Linked DNA regions of Mus musculus: all the other regions are linked to region 3. Evidence: chromatin loops called from intact Hi-C (ENCODE). Cell type or tissue: heart. All regions are shown on one strand. Region 1 holds the start of Ip6k1 (inositol hexaphosphate kinase 1). Region 2 holds the start of Inka1 (inka box actin regulator 1). Region 3 holds the start of Amigo3 (adhesion molecule with Ig like domain 3).

The links. Hi-C counts contacts between places; a loop is a spot of excess contacts. Peaks named below come from ENCODE experiments on the same cell type or tissue, not always from the same donor. Only the 100,000 strongest peaks of a DNase experiment are listed, where the experiment ranks them.
Region 1: a loop joins it to region 3, with 2.1 times the contacts of the local background. A loop is called at or near these places in 10 of 42 quality-filtered maps.
Region 2: it touches region 3 in a loop (2.4-fold over the local background); 4 of 42 quality-filtered maps call a loop at or near these places.

Annotation. Positions count from the first base shown.
Region 1 is chr9:108,001,567-108,004,066 of GRCm38, forward strand. Ip6k1 (inositol hexaphosphate kinase 1) reads left to right here and starts at 1,082. Exons shown (of 6, transcript NM_013785.2): 1 at 1,082-1,256. It overlaps 4930535L15Rik (RIKEN cDNA 4930535L15 gene), which reads right to left and starts at 853. Exons shown (of 4, transcript NR_166685.1): 1 at 710-853. In heart, no CTCF peak of the experiment used is centred here; DNase peaks (open chromatin) are centred at 945 and 2,205; H3K4me3 peaks cover 2,500 bases; H3K27ac peaks cover 2,500 bases.
Region 2 is chr9:107,985,302-107,987,801 of GRCm38, forward strand. Inka1 (inka box actin regulator 1) reads right to left here and starts at 615. Exons shown (of 2, transcript NM_026597.3): 1 at 396-615. The coding sequence starts at 446. In heart, a CTCF peak has its summit at 1,322 (motif pointing left); DNase peaks (open chromatin) are centred at 20, 510 and 1,280; H3K4me3 peaks cover 1,533 bases; H3K27ac peaks cover 1,765 bases.
Region 3 is chr9:108,051,588-108,054,087 of GRCm38, forward strand. It overlaps Gmppb (GDP-mannose pyrophosphorylase B), which reads left to right. Exons shown (of 9, transcript NM_177910.4): 9 at 1-333. It overlaps Rnf123 (ring finger protein 123), which reads right to left. Exons shown (of 39, transcript NM_032543.2): 36 at 858-1,000; 37 at 627-721; 38 at 448-533; 39 at 85-373. The coding sequence ends at 253. It overlaps Amigo3 (adhesion molecule with Ig like domain 3), which reads left to right and starts at 1,572. Exons shown (of 1, transcript NM_177275.4): 1 at 1,572-2,500. The coding sequence starts at 1,793. In heart, a CTCF peak has its summit at 1,464 (motif pointing left); DNase peaks (open chromatin) are centred at 114, 434, 1,504 and 2,164; H3K4me3 peaks cover 618 bases; H3K27ac peaks cover 612 bases.

The DNA.
Region 1 (2,500 bases), 50 kb before region 3:
TTAACCACTGAACCATCTCTCTTAATGGGGTGTCTATCAAAAGAAGAGTGTTAGAGACTTCAGTTTCAGCAGCCTGAGCGGCTATAAGTGTTTTTTCCTGAGTACTTGGCTTACTCTAAGAGCTTATTAAGTCTGTTTCTTGTTCATCTTCATTTTATAGACAGAGCAACTAAAGAGAAGCTAAAGCTCAAAGTTCTCAGAGTTAGGGCGTTTTGGTGTGGGACCAGGTGCTGTGATGTATCCTAACCTTGAAGCCAAAAGCCCCGGGTTAGGTGTCTACTTATGGAGAACAAGGGATGGTCATTTTCGGACTCATAGTTTGCCTTGGAGATAGATCATGATAGCCAAGGGCAAAAAGACACTGTGTCACAGGAACTTAACGGTGCTCTGAGGCAAATAAGAGCGATCACTATGTGCTGAGACTTGAGCTGGTTGCAGATTGAATTCTTATGCAAAATAAGCCGGGGAAAGGGGAAGCCGAAATCGAAGAGGTAGCACAGACGGCTGTGCCTCGGGACTGGTGAGAGACAACGCTGGGAGACGCTTAGAAAACACTAACTCCGGAGCTAGAAGAGTAGAAGGACCCATCGCCACCACTTCCTAAGACTGTGTGACCTTGGCTCAGGCTCTTTTCTGCGCCTCAGTTTCCTCACCAGTTAACTAGGGACGATCCCAAGCACAGAGGCAGGGGACAAAGCAAATACCGTACCTATGACATTCCCTAAGTGTGTGCGAGAGGATGATAAACGCTGCCAGCTCAAAACCGAAACGATTGCGCAGGTGAGAAAACGAAGGGCTCTCCAGCATCACCCCCATCGCTGCTAAAAGCTCCACTGCTAGCAAACCTGAGAATGGCGCGCATGCGTCAATTCCTGCCGTCACAGTCACGTGCCCCAGGCATTCTGCACGAGAGGCACGCCCTGACTGACGGAACAGTTGACGAATCAACGCGAAGAACTCCTTCAGGCGTCCCAAGAAGAGGCTATTGATTGGAGATAACCTCAGTTAGGGGCGGGTTCTTTGCTGTCCTTGGTTACTATGACGCCCGGCCCCCGCCCCCTCGGCTGGCCGCCATCTTGTTGTTGATCCGTACCCAGTGGGCAGCGCCAGGAGCTGGACCGAGCGGCCGGTGAGGGGCCGCTGCTGCGGGGCTCAGCCACCAGCGCCGCCTGCCAGGGGGGCGGGCCGAGACCTGGAGGCCCGGGGGGCCCAGCTCCCGTGGGGAGCCTTGGGCGCCCGCTGCCCGAGTCGGGCCGGTGAGTGACAGGAGTCGGGCCAAAAGACCCGCCCGACACCCACGGCGAGGGTGGCGGCGGGCGCGGGGTTGTTGCTGGCGCGCGTAGGTAGGGTCGGGACTTGGGGCGAGCATCACTGGAACATCATTCCAGCATCCTGGTTGGCCTTCCGCCGAGCCTCCCAGATGTTGACACGGAGGCTGGGTGGGCAGCCCGGGTGGAGGTCGGAGAGCCCTGAGCCCTGGGACCGGCCGGCGGGGTACCGGGAAACCTGCCTTTCAGACCGAATCCCTGGGTGCCTGAGAGCCGGCGTGCTGAGACGTGGTTGCTGCCAGCTCGTTCTCCCGGCCGTAACGTTCCTCCAAATCAGCGATAAACGTTACGTCGCTCTTAAGATTTCATACTCCTGCGAGTAAATTTTCAGGCCGCTTGAGACTAAGATGAGACGAAACAGGCCTAAAATGCCTTCTGAGCCAAGGAGGGTGGTATCGGGGCCCTGTGCTTTTGGTAGGGCTATGATCCTCTGCCTGGCATCACCGAGATCCCTCGGCGTCTTCCGTGCTCTTCAGGGCTCACTGTTTACTGCTTCTTGAAGAACCTAGCTAAATGTCCACAGTGGCAGAGTTTTATTTGGGGTATAAGTTGTTTGGTGCTCGACTTGGAGTATGTGGTTTAGGAGGATAAGGATGATGATGATTTGATTAATTTTGTCTCTTAAAGAGACAGTCCGTTAGGAGACGTAGGAGTGTTGGGACTATTAAAAACAAAAACTGAACTAGGGTATGGGAGCTCATGCACTAGGCTGAAGGAGGAGGATTGCCATGGGTTGCGGGCGGGCCAGGCAGAGCTACCTAGCAAGACCCTGTCTGCAGACAAAAGCAGAGCTGAAAGCTGTTGATGCTTGATGAAAACAGCGAGTCAAGCTTAGAGTCAAGATGGAGGCGGGGCTGGCAATCCCCAAAAGAGTATGCAGCTCTAGAAAGGGTCCTGGCTGCTGTAAATCACATTTTTACCCAGGGTCCCTTAGGTTCGCCACACAGGTGTCTTGTATGTTGTCGTCATATGAAACCCACAAAAGACGATTAAGGAGGCCAAGCAGGAGGTGTGCTCGTAATGTCTGTTAGGATCATGCCTCCTCTGAACGTTTAATTTTGGGAGAAACCAGCACCCTGGGCTGGAGATGATACCTTTGGGAGACTGGGCTGAATGCAGCCGGCCGAGGCAGCAAGTTGTGAGGAGAGGGGACTTGAGTAGTATTTATGCAT
Region 2 (2,500 bases), 66 kb before region 3:
GTCAGCACGCGCCACCAGGGCGGGCAGGCAGAGTAGAGGAAGGAGGTACAGGCCAGCCCGTGGTAGGGGATGTCCACAGCAGCACAGCACTTCTTTAGGCCCTGGGTGCTCCCTGTCGGTCCCCAAAAGAAACTTCTCTTCCCCAACTCTCCTTCCCCGCCAACCCCTGCCGCTAGCACGGCCAGCTGGGCGCCTGTTACCTGATGCCCAGAACAATTCCCAACCGTCAGAAACCCGAAGCGGGCCATCTGGGCCATCTGTAGCGCGCTACCCTGCCCCCATCCTGACTCAGATGGGTACCCGGAGTCCACCCGGTTGCCGTTTGTTGTTCCATCCAGGCGGCAGCCACGCACCCCACACACATCTTCACAACCACACCCACTCCAAAGACTCACCAGTTCCCAGCGGAGCTGGCTCAGGAAGCTGTCAAGCCGAGCGCTGTGCATGCTGGTGCTGGTGCTGTACACTCTCCAGGTCGGCCGGCTCACCCGCCGATCACCCGCGGGAGCGGCGCAGAGTGGGCCGGGTCGGCCCGCGGGTGGTGGCGTCCTCACCCTTGCCTTACTCTAAGGCTCCTTGCTCTCGGTAGCTCCCGCCGCTGCCGCCCCAACATCTGGCAGCCGCGCCCCGCCCCTCCCCGGCGCCCTAGCCAATGGAGGCGGGGCAGGATGAAGTTGTCCTGCCCCTTTCAGCCCCGCCCTCCAGCCCCCACTCTGCTGGTGGAGCCCGGCTGTAGTAGCACGGGAGACCAGAGTGCAGCTCAGGACCCCTTTATGTCTCAAAAAGTTTAGTTAACCCGGCTGTAACGCAGTCCCGACACGACCCCCTCCCGCCCCCGCACGTTCGTCCCGTGCAATTTGTCCCCTGGTGAAATAGCGGTTTCTTGTACTGGGGCCCGATGCCACACCCACGTGTGGGCACTTTCTTCTTCTTTTTTGTTTGTTTGTTTGTTTTTTGTTTTCGAGACAGGGTTTCTCTGTGTAGCCCTGGCTGGCCTGGAACTTACTCTGTAGACCAGGCTGGCCTCGAACTCAGAAATCCGCCTGCCTCTGCCTCCCAAGTGCTGGGATTAAAGGCGTGCGCCACCACCGCCCGGCGCGCCTTATCTTCTGATTTGACAAGGTTGTGGCCCACTCGGGGTCTGTCCAGGCTGGCCTTGACCATCCCTGGAAATGATAGGACCGAAATTCCTTCCGGCCGGCGAATAGTCAGTGAAGAGCCTTAAGACAGAGAGAGTAAGGGAATGGCCAAGGCAAAATCCCCTCCACCTTCCCTCCGGCCTGATCTGAGCCGAGATAGGCTGGACCGCCCTCTAGTGGGGATCGCGGGGCTATGGTCTGCATCCTCACTACACCCTCACAATGGCATGCAGGAATGGAAGAGGAAAACTGCTCTTTGGCTCGATTGTTTAAAGCCTTTCCCCTGAGGCCACTCCATAACCAGAGGTACAGTCGAACTGAAGACAGGTTGAATCTATCCTCAGACAAAAAATAACAGGAGAACGAGGACAATGAGTTCAGTTAAGGGATAGAGAACTCTTAAAAAGATATGGCTGATATCAGATCAATCCATTTGAGTCCAGTGAGGAAGGGCATTTTAGGTGAAAGGGTCTGCCAATGTAAAGTATATTGAGGGACAGGGCTAGGCAGACCAAACGAAAGGAAAACACAGATGTGTGTGACGGATGGGTCAGGGGTCTGTGAATGGAGAGAAGTCATCAAAACCATAAGAAGACTTAGGGGAGTCTCTGGGCTTTATTTTTGGTACCATAGAGAGAGCATGGAGCTTTTTAAAAGGAATGACCCAGGCTGTTTTCTGCGAGATACAGTTGTTTTAGGAGAAGAACTCTGCAATCAAAGGAGGTTCTAGCCTTTATCCCAGGCAAGGGTGTGTGTCTGAAAGCCTGGTTCTGAACCCAGAGGGTAATCAGAAGCATCGTTCTAGACTCCAGAATCTAGAGCTAAACTCTAGCCTGACTGATGCAGGTAGGTAAAGCATGGCCTCCAAGTTTCCAGTGTGAACAGCTGGATGGATGGCACTGCCATTAAAATCACCCAGGAGGAAGAAACCTCTGCTTCCCCTTCCCATAGACAGCGCTGCCGGTCACGATGGTGACAAAGACTGAAGAGTACACCAAAGCTGGCCTCACAGCTGTATGGTCCGGTAGAAAGCATGTGGGCCAGATCCAAATAGGCCTGGATTCTCTGTAAAACTGGGATAATCTGTGAATTACAGAGCAGCATGGGAGCTAGCTCTGCACAGCTGTTGAAACTGCTGTCTAAATACTTGGAGCCTTTACCCCCTGGGTGTGGTTCCTTGGTTTTAGTTAGGTGTTTGTTTTGTTTTGTTTTTAAGGACTATGAAACCAGCGAAGGGACCCTCAGCTATGATCTGGTCTGCAGTTAGAAAAACATCACAGGAAGGAAGGGGCGCAGGCAGAAGGACAGCTCTGAAAGCAGAATCTTTTGGCTAGATGCTGTAGGATTTATACACATGTAAC
Region 3 (2,500 bases):
CTTCTGGTGGGGACAGACATGGACAGGACCCTGCTGGGTGTAACCCACAAGCCCCCACTCCCTCAAGAAGAGCGGGCCCAGGGCTGTTTGGAATAATAATTTAATGCTCACTGTAGCCTGGACTGGAAGTCAAGCTCAGGCTCCCACCAGCGAGGCTACACACAGGCAGATGGGTGGGTGGAAGTGGTAAGAGTGAGGGTGATGGGTAAACAGGGCCCGGTCTGCGGCTGATGGCGGAGCTTCCAGGATGGCCTAGGCAGCTGAGGACATGGCGCTTGTGTTGGCTGCCTTGTCCCAGTCCTCTACAGATACAATGGTGGCTTTGCAGAAGAAGCAGTCCTTGTTGTTCATCAGGTGCTGGTTGATGCAGGCTCTACAAGAGGGGAGGGAAGGAGTGCTACCTCGTGCGTCCTAATTTGCCTCCCCAAGTCCATGGGGCCCACTTACTTGCAGGATTTGTGACCACAAGGCTGGAACACAGCAGAGATGGGGTGGGCGTAGCAGATTGGGCAGAGGTCCTCTTCATTGGTGGGCTACAGGGCAGAGTGGAGGAGTTGGGCTGGGATCCTTACCCCTGTCCTGGTGTTTACAGATTAGTAAAACGGCCTCTGTTATGCCACACTCACCAGGGAGGCGGCGGCCGCCTGGGCAGATGCAGCGGTCAGGTGAGCCAGCATCTGTTCCACCTGGGCCAGCTCCTCAGCGCTGATATAATCTGTATCTGCATCAGTAGTAGGTAGCATCAGGGCCCCTGTCGTCTGAGAACTCAGTGCCTCTTGAATACTCCCAGGCAGGGAATTTGCTATTGAGGATCCTGAAACTCTTCCCTGACCTGACCCACCCGCTGGTTCACTTACAACTCTGTAGAGAGAAGCGTTTCCGGTCAGGGGCAGGCAAGGTAGTGCCAGGTGCTAGGGGCTCTGGCTGCCCCAGGAGATAGCATATGGAACGAAGCTGGAAGCAGGGATCAGCCAGGAGCACAGAGGTGGCTTGCTCTGTCCTAGGTAGGGGAGGGTGCATAGGTCGTAGGAAGGCTTTGAGCCTGTGTGAACATTTTCTCCACGTGGGACAGATGAATATCCAGAGGCCTCGCTCATTATTATGCCTCCACTCTCCCCCCTATTACTTACCAACCCTCCCAGGTGTTTGGTCCCACATGACCTGAATACCAGTTTAAAGAGAAGGGTGCTATTGATAAAAAGGTGCTTGCTACCAGCTATGGTAACTTGGGTCTGATCCCCAGAACCTCACAAGTCGTCGTCCGACGTCTGCACGAATGCTCACATACACAGACATAAGTAAATCTAAGAGAGCAGCAAGGACTCCACCTACCCCATTACACACCAATCCTCTGAGGGCTGAAGGCATTCTCCCCTAAGTCCTTTTGCTCTTCAAGAGGGAAGTCAGGCTTCCAGCCAAGCAGACTGGGACACTGGGGCCCTCTGGTGGCCACACTGGCTTTTTAAGTGCCAAGAGATGTGGCTGCTCCGCCCCTTAACAGCAGGAGCCAATGGGAACTTAGGTCCCCGCCCCTGAGCGGTCATTTCCTAGCTAGTACTTAGAATCCAGTCAGAAAGCTCTTGGAGAAGCTAGAAGAAGGGCTGCGGGCCCCACCTCACAACCCAGACCAGAAGAGCAGGAGAAGCCGGCTGGGCAGGGGGAGCCAGCGTTGTGCCTCTCGAGCCATGGGCCATAGGGAACCACAATCCGCAAGCCTGTGCAGAAGTAGGTGAGTCTTGGAGCTGTTGACCTGCACTGAGCTGTCCCCATATCTTCCCTGGTAGTCACTGGCATGGCCTGGCTAGTGCTATCAGGTATACTACTATGCATGTTGGGTGCTGGATTGGGCACTTCAGACTTGGAGGATGTTCTGCCTCCTGCTCCCCACAACTGCCCCGATATATGCATCTGTGCTGCCGATGTGTTGAGCTGTGCGGGCCGTGGGTTACAGGACTTGCCGGTAGCACTGCCTACCACTGCTGCAGAACTCGATTTGAGCCACAACGCACTCAAACGCCTGCACCCGGGGTGGTTAGCGCCCCTCTCCCGGCTGCGTGCCTTGCACCTAGGCTATAATAAGCTGGAAGTCCTGGGCCATGGTGCGTTCACCAATGCCAGTGGCCTGAGGACACTTGACCTGTCCTCTAATATGTTAAGGATGCTCCATACCCATGACCTGGATGGCCTGGAGGAGCTGGAGAAGTTACTTCTGTTCAATAACAGCCTGATGCACTTGGACCTGGATGCCTTCCAGGGCCTGCGCATGCTTAGCCACCTCTATCTCAGCTGCAACGAGCTCTCCTCTTTCTCTTTCAACCACTTGCACGGTCTGGGGTTAACCCGCCTGCGGACTCTGGACCTCTCCTCCAACTGGCTGAAACATATCTCCATCCCTGAGTTGGCTGCACTGCCAACTTATCTCAAGAACAGGCTCTACCTGCACAACAACCCGCTGCCCTGTGACTGCAGCCTCTACCACCTGCTCCGGCGCTGGCACCAG